Linked DNA regions of Homo sapiens: regions 1, 3 and 4 are each linked to region 2. Evidence: chromatin contacts called from ENCODE Hi-C or POLR2A ChIA-PET data. All regions are on one chromosome and are shown on one strand. The core of a region is the stretch at or near the end of the contact, and the rest is flanking DNA. Distances in the headings are between cores, read along the strand shown.

The links. Hi-C counts contacts between places; a loop is a spot of excess contacts on that map. ChIA-PET counts read pairs that join two places held with the same protein, here RNA polymerase II (POLR2A). Pooled maps may share reads with other maps.
Region 1: a pooled map shows a loop between it and region 2 (3-fold over the local background). The contact joins the enhancer-like site here to the promoter of ZNF330 in region 2. A Hi-C loop is called at or near these places in 1 of 37 single-sample maps with no recorded cell type and 2 of 50 pooled maps. POLR2A ChIA-PET finds 5 or more read pairs at or near these places in 1 of 52 experiments (common myeloid progenitor, CD34-positive).
Region 3: a pooled map shows a loop between it and region 2 (2.2-fold over the local background). The contact joins the enhancer-like site here to the promoter of ZNF330 in region 2. A Hi-C loop is called at or near these places in 2 of 168 maps with a recorded cell type or tissue (IMR-90 and ascending aorta), 1 of 37 single-sample maps with no recorded cell type and 4 of 50 pooled maps.
Region 4: a loop to region 2 is called in a map of gastrocnemius medialis, with 4 times the contacts of the local background. The contact joins the enhancer-like site here to the promoter of ZNF330 in region 2. A Hi-C loop is called at or near these places in 16 of 168 maps with a recorded cell type or tissue (MCF 10A, PC-9, Right ventricle myocardium inferior and 9 more) and 30 of 50 pooled maps.

What each region holds. Positions count from the first base shown.
Region 1 is chr4:140,789,760-140,792,459 of GRCh38, reverse strand. No RefSeq gene overlaps it. Among named protein-coding and RNA genes, the nearest start is that of TBC1D9, 35 kb to the right of the region's middle. Within about 2 kb of position 1,444, at least 7 of the 41 ENCODE cell types and tissues checked have a DNase peak (open chromatin) inside an H3K27ac peak, as active enhancers do.
Region 2 is chr4:141,219,612-141,222,311 of GRCh38, reverse strand. It overlaps ZNF330 (zinc finger protein 330), which reads right to left and starts at 1,417. Exons shown (of 10, transcript NM_014487.6): 1 at 1,204-1,417. RefSeq lists enhancers at 621-1,125, 1,126-1,632.
Region 3 is chr4:141,652,925-141,655,624 of GRCh38, reverse strand. The region is part of intron 1 of IL15 (interleukin 15); the gene reads right to left. Among named protein-coding and RNA genes, the nearest start is that of IL15, 18 kb to the right of the region's middle. Within about 2 kb of position 1,389, at least 3 of the 41 ENCODE cell types and tissues checked have a DNase peak (open chromatin) inside an H3K27ac peak, as active enhancers do; they include ascending aorta, where a contact is called at or near this core.
Region 4 is chr4:140,855,549-140,858,248 of GRCh38, reverse strand. No RefSeq gene overlaps it. Among named protein-coding and RNA genes, the nearest start is that of TBC1D9, 100 kb to the right of the region's middle. Within about 2 kb of position 1,353, at least 5 of the 41 ENCODE cell types and tissues checked have a DNase peak (open chromatin) inside an H3K27ac peak, as active enhancers do; they include PC-9, where a contact is called at or near this core.

The sequences.
Region 1 (2,700 bases), core at 195-2,694, 430 kb after region 2:
TATTATCCTTACCAGATCATTTGAAATTTCTGTTTATCTCTTTTCACATTGGAAACAGAAGGTGGTGTCTTTAGAAAGAAGCAGACAACAGCATGTGCCTCAAACCTGGAGATATACCTTCTCTCTGCTAGTTGGCCTTAAGCAGGCCCTTTTTCATACTTTAAAACAGATTACCATGGTGATCTCAATCAAGACCTAACTGTAGTCAGACAGGAAAAACTGAAGGCTGCATTTTGAACCATTCAGGTTACTTAGGAGATGCTAAGATCAATTAACCCCAAATAAAATCCATGGAAACCATTCAAATGATGTTGCTATCTTCTTCTCAAGATCATTCTGTCTCTGTTTGGAGACTGTCTTATCTAGCCAGACCAAATATACATCATAATAGGCTGGAAATAAAACCTAGAGAATGGATAAGATGAGGAAAAGAAAAGAATAACCAAACAGAAATGGGAATTTTGCTCTGGATTATGGATGGGTCTCTAGCCATTCATTGGCTCTGGGGCTGCCAAGCCAAGACCCTCACTCAGATTGTCAAAGTGGCAGGGAACTTGGGCTGGTTGTAGAAGAGGCCTCCAGCATCTACAGCCCTTCTTGGCCAACAGAGCTCAGACTGCTCCTTTAAAATTAAAGACGGCTGGGTACGGTGGCTCACAGCTGTAATCCTAGCATTTTGGGAGGCTGAGGAGAGAGGATTGCTTGAGCCCAGGAGTCAGAGGCTGCAGTAAGCTGGGATAGCACCACTGCCCTCCAGCCTTGGTGACAGAGGGATGGAGACCCCATCCCTTAAAAAAAAAAATAGAGCCTTAGAAAGAGTAGTGATTCGTAAGGAGAAGCATGAATGCATTTATTCATGTTCCCTCTAAAAAAACAGACAACTGCCCTTATACTGGCTGCCTTCTGAGTCTTGGGGGGGTTTGGTAATTAAAAGCAATTTTGTAAAATCTGAGCACCAGTGTTGAAAATGAGCTTAAGCATAAACTAATTCATCACTTAGTGAGATAAATACATAACTGATAAATTTTTCATTACATCAGTGAGAGTTTCATCTTTTTAAACTAGCTTTTTGCCATGTTCGCAAATTTTGATTAAAGAATCCTCTGAGTATTATAACATAGAAATGTCTTTATATTTTGAATGGGCCTTACTACTAGCCTTCAAAGTTCTGGAGCACAAATAAAGAGTCCCCCCAGATAGAATTCTGAGTTCATGAGGTTTATTTCTGTTGGGTGTGCTACATGTCACAGATACTCTCCTTATTGGGAAGCTGGTGGCCTTTTGGCTAGAGAATGTCTTGACACTCTAGGGTACTCATTACTGGAAGCCTTGATTTGCTCTTGAAAGAAATCACAAAGGCATGACACCTCTTCCCTTTGCACTTCTCCCCACCCAGACCCCAAAGAGGAACTGAAAGAGGAACATGCACTGTTGGAGTAGACACGGACCAGTGAGCACGCGCACAGTCCTCAATACCAGCCTACAATAGCTGTATGTACATTTTCTGGCCTCAAACCAGTGTCCTCAAGTCATGATATCTGTTCTCTCTGTTCCTCAAGACTAAGCAGTTAATGTACTTCACAAACAGGGATACCTGCCATTTCACTGAGTCACAATAGGAGTTGATATTACTGAGCTCTTCCTATGTGCCAAACCCTATTCAAAGTATGCCCTAGCTGTCTCAAGAGAATGTAATAATTTGCCAACAGTGACACAGGTAATAAGTGGTCTAGCGGTGACATGAACACCAGCAGTATTACTCTAGAACCCAGATGTTTTTCCTCTTTATGCCATTCCTTCTGCCTTAACTTTACCTCAATTTCTTCTATCTTGTGTAGAAGGATGTTGTGAGGATTCGAAAAATAATAGGAGAATACTTGATATGGTGCCTCACACAGGGCAAACTCTCAATGCCCTGTTAGTTGCTATGGCTAGTTGAGAATTTGCTCAGTCACAGTGCTAAGTGGCTGAACCAGGACCCCCACCCTAGAGCCTGTTCCTAGAGTTCACTCTAACGCCAACCCCTCCTGCTGCTCTGCGTCAGTGACAGCACAGATAACACACCAGCACAGTTACTGGCAATAACTGAGCACTAGGGAGATGTCAAGCTTGTTCCTCTCCCACATCTCCCTCCTTCTCCTCACTGAAAGACAGAGGCACAGAAACACATTCTTATATAAGGTAATGACCAACTTCGAAAAGAGAAGCTTGATTCAATTGCACTTTATACTTCCTTTCTCACTTTTCATGCAAGATGAAAAGTAAAGTCCATGAAATAGAAGACACGATTTTTAAAAATGTATTCATATATTTGGGCAACAGAGTGAGACTCTGTCTCAAAAAAAACACATATCTCTCTCTCCACGTATTTGGCTTCATTTTCCCTCCCCATTATTGTCATGCTTCATGCTATTGAAACTGCCAGGACAGAATGTATCCTTAGTTAGTCATGACACCTCATATGTCTCGTGTCAAACATAACACACAGATTACTCACACGCTGACAATGCCATACGTTAGGCACACTGTGCCTTTAATTGTGCAATGACATTTGCTATAAGCATGAACATTCATGTTTCAGTTTTGAAGGAAGTTGGCAATTACTTGCTATGTCTTGCAATAGAATAGTGCACTTTTCACTTTTCGCTTTTTCTCCTTAGAAATCTTGTACTGTACAAATTGTGGAACACAGTAATCTGA
Region 2 (2,700 bases), core at 168-2,667:
TTTAATAAACTAAGAAATAGTATAACAAAGTGTCCTTTTTCTTGTTAAATGTTAAACTCTATCCTTTCGATAGTTAAGCACATTCTAAGCCTTATGAAACGTTAAGCACATATTATTCCAAATGAAGCGGGTGATCCTTAACGCATTTATTGGCACTAACGATTCTAAAAATGTAAACGTCAAAAAAATTTACCCTAAAAGACAAACTAGTCTTCTTTTCCCACTAAGAAAAAAGTTTCTCCAATGATAAAGTATTCTGCACCTCATTAAAACAAATGAATCATGTATCATTAGCAAAAACAAAAAAATCATTAATAAGAGCATTATTTAGCCAGTTTATATCACTTTTTTGAGCTATATATTCAGATGACCTGACGCTGCCAACACCTTAAGTATAACAAGTTTAATTTTTCCTATGTAATATGTAAACAAAACATCTAACAGTCAACAAATAACACTATTTATTAACTACAAAGTCAAAACATTCTGAAGATATTTAAGGTATTAGTTGCTCTGACTTTAACAAATGCTCTTCCCTCTACACGCAGTGAGCATGTAATTTTAACGGGGTTCAAATTTACGTTTAAGAGTATGTTTAATTTTCATCATTTAGTTGAAATACAAGATTTTTCTAAACTGAAGTTTTCTGAACTGAATGCTCAATTAAAAAAAAAACAAAACAGGTGGTAAGCAGTACGGTAGCAACTGAAAAATAGCCAGATTTAATAGGTGGTTATTTCGGTAACGTAACGCCCAGACCACTAAGGCACCATTCCAATATGTAAAATGACAAAATCTAGAGGGCGTGCTGCCCTGGCCAAAGAACCTCAGAAAATAATCACGAGGTGATCATGCGGATTAACTTTCTGCGTCCTCAGAGATATCCTCTGAATCCTCTGATAAAGTTAAATCTCATTTTTTTTTCCCTCCAGTTTGTTCTGCACGCTCAAAAGAGTGAATCTTCTTCTCAGCCTTATACGGGTTCAAGCCCTTTTCCGGTAACACTCCAACTTCTTGCATGCACTGCGTGTGTCACCAAATGAGGAAACAGGCACGGGGCACTGCGGCTTTAGGAGTCCAGCCTGGAGCTGGAGGACCCAGTGGGGCGGAGGGGCGTCCAGGGGAGAAGCGGCGGAGGTGCCAGGCGGCTCGGGGACCCGCAACGGGGACCCGCAACCGTCACCCGCCCGCGGGACACCCTACCTCGTGCGCGCTCCGGGCAAACCTCGCTCACTTTCGCCGGGAGACCGGACTCACTCAGGGGGCCGAGGGACAGGGAATGGCGTGAGGCCCACCCGCGACAGCAGTAAATCCAACTCGTGGACCAGGACTCCGGGAAAGAAGGTACTAACAGCCAGGGAGGCTGACAGCCGATTCCGGACACTAGGAGACGGACCGGACGTCCTTTTACGACAGCAGCGCCTTACGGCTGACGTCATAGGACGGGAGCCGCCCACCTCTGTTCGCTCCGCCCCTTCCCCGCCCACTCCTGCGGGGGCCAATGCCCCATTCCTAAGCAGAGGATCTGCAGAAAAGGAAGGGAATGCGAGGGAAAATAGGGAAGCAGAAGGAGGGAAAGCAGGGGAAGGCCCCCTCAGTTTTACTTTTTTAGAAAAAGGAGAAATCTAAAAGGAAGAGGAAAATGAACTCACAGACTTGGTACTGGATCAATTGACTCAAACAGCAAATTCATGTTGAATTCTGTTGGAAACCTTTCCCCACCTCTACATCTTGCGTGCCTCACATCCCACCTTTTCTTGGTTGCTGCGCAAACTGTGCCTTCAGTTGCCTGATGAACTTCCGTACCAGCCTCCCCTGTCTCTTATTTCTGTTATGCCCTCTGGATTCCATTCCTTTGTGAACAAATCATCCCACATTCTCTACCTCTAATGTGTAATCTGCCTGCTTTTAACTGAAACCTGATGATCCTCCCCCTGCATCAGAATCTCCTTCCGATCAAGCACCTCCACCTTTGCATAGCCGACCAAGCTGGGTTTCCTAATCTCTTTCGGAGCTCTGCCGCACTTAGGATTCAGTACCAGGCCTATTCCTGTGCTTTTCCTGCCCTCCCCCTGCAGGAGATAAAAGCCTCTTTATTTGGACCAAAGAGGCCTTCTGGAATTTACTCTTAGATTTTGATAGCCAATTAACCATCTCAGCCTTTTGCTATTTTCAAAGAATCAATTTTACTTAGCAATAACAGTCAATGCCACTGTCATTAAGGTTACTATTTCCCTCATAGTTCTCAAATGCCTGATACATTTTACCTACTCGTATATAAATTAGAATACCACCCCAGTTACGTTAGAATACCACCCCAGTTTCATTACTGATGAAAGTTGTAACTATTGCACTGTTACCTTGTGCCGAGGTCTGTGTGTCCTACACCTACCACCGAGGGGGTCCTCATTGATAGTCACATGGCCTGTGATTCGAATCATAAATCCCATCTTAGCCTAACTTGAACCACTCCTGACACCAACTGTTTTAGGTTGGCTTCCCCAGGAAGCATACTCTGAGTCAGAGAAGAGTATAATGAGTATGTTAGGGAATGCTTTGGGGAACAACATCTGCAGGAGAAATGGAAGCAGGATTGAGCAGAGGGAAGAGTTGACCTGCAGTGACGTCTCAGTGAAGGCCTCGTTTTGAATCTGGGATATCCCTTCAGAGTTGTCTTGAGTTAGGGGAACTGGGCTGGAC
Region 3 (2,700 bases), core at 140-2,639, 430 kb before region 2:
TGTAACTTCTATGTTTTTTTATAAGGGTAATCCAACTTATTATGCCATTTAAAAAAGTAAAGTAGTATAACTTTTATTTTATAAAATAAATTAAGAAACATCTTAATCAAATTTCAGTATGATCCAAGAATCCGCATGAAGCTTTGTGTTGAAGAAAAAGATTAAGGTTTTTTAGAAAAACTTACATTCAGTTTAAAAGTTGATCTTACACCCATACAGCCACCAATCTTAGAATTGTTTTTTTTTTTCTTTTTGCTTTTTTCTCTGCATCATGTTTGTATAATACCGCCTTAAATTTGATTTCACTTCCCATTTCCTTATCTTAAAGAACATTTTCTTTTTCTTGGATATGTTTTCCATCCTCTTTATGAACCTTCATTAACTCTACCAGGCACACTTAAGAGAGGCCCATTCCCTGAGCCCTTTCCCCACTCCTACCAGGAAACAAGCTTCCATCAATAACAACCACAATTGATGAATCCTGCAGGAGCATGAGAATGAAATTCACAAGTACCATAAATGACATAGGATGGGCATTTAGACCCATCTGATTCCCAAATGGAAGGTCCCTGAGAAATTGCTATAGCTGTTTGTCTATACCTGTTTGCTTCCTGAGCTTCTAAAAGGAGAATAAATAAGAGCTCCTAAGAATGTGCTTTAAAGCCAGTTATGCTCCTCTCTCTTTTACACCCTATGCCAGTATATTTCTTCAATTTTATCAATATGGGCCAATGTTCCTAGGAAGATAGCAAGCTAGCTTCTCCAGCAAACACCCAACAAGAGGTAACCAAAATATTTTAAAAATATATTTTTATATTTTAATAAAAAGCTCTAATTCAGCTCTTATGCACCTTCGCCCCAAGAGTCTGCCCCAAGTTAAGTAACACATACTTGAAAGCATTATAACAATGCACTTTTTTTCCATAACTGCACAGCAGAAATATTAAAAAGTTAGAGCTTATCTATCCACATCATAGGCCTCTATATGGCCAAGTATGTCTTGGGGAAAACTTATGTCTGACCTTGGAATTCAATTAGCACATACTGAAATGGAAATAGATGCAAAGAATGTTATAAACTCTAAAGAACTTTCAGCTCAGCATCCATATTTCATACAGCAAGAAACTGAGTCCCTGGAGACCAAGTGACTTGCTCTGACCAGCAAGACACTCTAGGAACTGATAAGCATTTCCTTTAAAAATTTGAAGATTCTATACAGAGTTGTAGTGAACAATGAAATTCATTGTTCCAGCTGACAGCTCATAGCTGAGCCCCTCCTGATAAATGCTTTCAATGGAAGAAAGCTCTCCCTTCCAGGAATCTGGCCTGCTTCCCTTCCAGGAATCTGGCCTGCTTCCCTTCCAGAGCTGTAACATCCCCAAAGGGCCATCCTGCCTCTAGAGGGCTCCCTGTTGGATCCAGTGAGGCCACTGTTCCAACTGCATCACAGTCCAACTTCTCCCTCTGCCCACCCTGTTTTGATCTGCCCTTACTTCCATCAGGTGTTGTTCCTTAGAACATGCCCCAGTAAGCCTCTCGCATGTATATTTCCATCTCAGTCTGCTTCCCAAGAACCTGACCTAAAACAATAGTGTATTCCATTCCTTGAGAAAATGTGAGGTCAGGAAACACTTGGATTACATCGAAGCAGATTATTGCAAGATTTCTTTTAATTTGACAGTATGCACTATAAACATCAACAAATACCCAGAGTTAATCAAAGTTATTTAACTATAGAACCCTTTTGGATATTGAACATCTCATGAGACTTGTGTTCTATGGAATATGGGCTGGGAAACAGGAATGCAGTCACTCTAGCTCACTTTAGAATATCAGTGTTGAAATTACTCATGTGAATATTTCCTGTAATAGCAAAAGAATGGAAAAAACCTAAATGTCCATCAGTAGGGTACTGCTTAAGTAAATTATAATACATGCATGCAATGTAATATTATACATCCATAGAAAAGAATGGGAAGTTTTTTTTAATATTAGCATGAACATATATCCAAGGTGTATTTTTAAAGTAAAAAGAAAAAGGTAACTCGACAGTGTGTATTTGTTTTCAGAAAGGGGGATGGTTAAATATATACGTGCATTTTTGTGTGTCTGCACAAAACATTTGCAAGGACATACACTAGAAAATGATAGCACTGGTTGCATCTATAGAAGGGAATTGGAAAGCGCTTTGAAACTTTTGAAGTTTAAACCATGGTAATGTATTATCCACTCATAAAATTAAAATCAAAATACCACAAAATATTATGTAGCACAGATTTAAATATTTTGTCTAATCATATATGAAGAAAATTTGGGAAAAAACTATGACATTCTCCATAAAGCTGCTTAGAAGATGAACTCCTGGAAGACAAAATTCATTTAGAATGCCCAAAGCATGGCACAGTTTCTGAACCAAAGGAGGCTGTAAATAATTTTTTTAATTGAATTATCCTTCATCATAAAAATCAGCCAATTGTTACTAAACAATTTTCCAGTGGTGCCTCTTTAGATAATTGTTTAACTATTAAAATGTATCCTGTAATTTATAAGAGCCATTTTTTGACACCAGTCTCTATGTGATCACTCAGTGCTGCCACAGAAGACATACCTTGTCTGTTTGAGCACAAAATACCAGATGAGAATTTGTAATGATGCACATTTCTTATTACCTGCTGATAATAACGTATTCGGTGAAAATGA
Region 4 (2,700 bases), core at 104-2,603, 360 kb after region 2:
CCTGGGGTGGGTGTGACCTGGGGAGAGATCACTGGGCACTTCCCAGAGTCACACGCATGCCAGGGCATCAGCCTGGCTTCACTGGGCATCAGCCTGGCTTGCTATCATGCTGTGCCTGAAGGCGGAGGCCCCATCCCACCTAGAAACTCCACTTTGTGGGCTTTTGTTTTGAGACTTAATGCAGCATATTCACACATTTGAGAATGGAACATTTACAACCCCAGATTTTGACAAAATTAAGTAGCTAAAAAAAAAAAAAAAAAGAAAAAGAAAACTCCCCACAGCTTTGTAATGGGCCAGCTGGGTCAGCTTTGCCGCTTAACTCTTATTCTGTTAATACCTATGTTTGGAGGACTGTAAGCTAAACCATCATTCAGAAGACACAGAAGTATATTTAGTTCTGTTTATTGTTATTGTTGTTTTGTTTTTAGTTTTTTTTGAGATGGAGTCTCGCTCTGTCACCCAGGCTGGAGTGCAGTGGCACAGCCTCGGCTCACTGCAACCTCCGCCTCCTGGGTTCGAAAGCAATTCTCCTGCACACAGCCTCCCGAGGAGGAGCTGGGATTACAGGCACCCACCACCACACCTGGCTAATTTTTGGAATTTTAGTAGAGATGGGGTTTCACCATGTTAGCCAGGCTGGTCTTGAACTCCTGGCCTCTAGTAATCTGCCCACCTCGGCCTCCCAAAGTGCTGAGATTACAGGTATGAGCCACTGTGCCCGACCTAGTTCTTTTCTAAGTCTAATAATTCTTTAGAAGCCAGTGTTAGTAGTGCTACTCATCTCCTTGAATAATGCATTGCAACAAATTGGGGAACAAAGGGTAGGGAGAGAATATGAGTCATTTTTGCTCTGCGGTAATTACTATCTACAGAAGAGTGAATACCAATTAAGAAACTCAGGTGACTGAGAGAGGTCTCCTCTTTATGAGACATTTTAAAACACTAGTTCCATCATTCTTAGTGATCCAACAACAGAAGCAATTTGACCTCTTATTTCATCACACTCACAGGTAGTAGAGAGCCTCCACCAAGTCTCACTGTAAATCTTTGTTCTTGGCTGTGAGAAGAATCAGGGAGAAAGACCTTTCCACCGAGCCACCAAAGATACCATGGGGACCCTCTGCTCACTGTGATTGCATCTCCCCTTGTTGGCTTTCAGTCACAGCACCCTAGCAAAAGAAGGTGCCGTCCTAAATCTCCAACCAGTGGTAGCCTGTATCTGCTGGCATACAGGGAGGTACAAATTAAACGCCTCAATCTCTTCGGACCTTCCTGTTATGGAAGACACGCCCCACCTTCCCCCACAGGGAACATGCCTGATTAGTCATAACCCTTAAACTAATCACTCCCGCTGTGCCTCCCTCTAACATTCCCACCTTCTTTGTTCTTAAGGACATTTACTAAATAGGCAAGGGGGAAAGCAGAGCCAGGTTTCATTGGCGGGCAACTGCACTTGGTTGCTATGAGAGCTGTATACACACACAACACAGCTGTCATTGATATTATAGATCTAATGGGAGCCAAGGGTCTCAAATCTCTAAGGAGAAAAACATAATTCAGAGCTTTGGCAATGGTATCCATGTCTATAAATACATGTGAGAGCAGAGAAGTGAATTAGAGAATGTTAGAACACAATAGAGTTAGACCTGAGAATAAAATTGCATCACTCTGGGCCTGGACCTGATGTTTTTTATGCCAGCAAAACTCCCAGTTAAATATAATTTCAGGAGACCTTTACCTGAGATTGAGGTATAATGCCAGGACCTAAACACACACAGGACCTGACTCACAGAGCTTCCTTTATGATAAGGAAAGTTAAAGGTAGTCCATTTGCCTCTTATCATATTTTCTTTCCCTCTTTTTTATCTCCCTTGTTTGAAACAAAAAGGTGGAGAGGAAAAGGGAGGACATTAATGAGGGATGGACTCAGGACTAGAACTTGGGTTTTCCTGACTCCACTGCCAGAGTTCCTTCGGCAGCACCATGCTGCTTTCATAAATGGGTAAGCACCTCCTGACCACTCAAAAATATAAGGAATGGAAAGCAAGAAAAGCTGCTGGGCATGGTGGCTCGTGTCTGTAATCCCAACACTTCGGGAGGCCAAGGCAGGAGGGTTGCTTGAGGCTAGGAGTTTGAGACCAGCCTGGGCAACAAAGTGAGAGCGCTGTCGCTAGAAAAACATTAAAAAATTATCCAGGCATGGTGGCATGTGCCTATAGTCCCATCCACTCAGGAGGCTGAGGCTGGAGGATGACTTGAGCCGAGCCGAGCCAGGGATGTCAAAGCTGCAGTGAGCTATGATTGCACCACTGTACCCTGGGTGACAGAGCAAGACCCTGTCTCTATAATAAAAAAAAGAAAACTGAAAGTTTATGTATAGGAAGATTATGTATAATCAGGAAACACTCCCTGAACAGGAACAAGTCTAGTCTGGAAGTACTGGAAGTAGAATAGGATGATGCAACCACTGTATATAAGCAGGGACACCTGCAAACACACACACACACACACACACACACACACACACACACACAACCCACAAGGTGAGTCCCCACAGAATGCTAATTTTAGCTATGCAAGGAAGCTCATTATTTTAAGACCCCAATGTGTGTTATTTTCTAGACTCGCCCCTTCAAAATATGATTAGTCATGGAAATACTGGATAGAAGAGGGTGGTTTCCCCAGCAAAGGTACCAC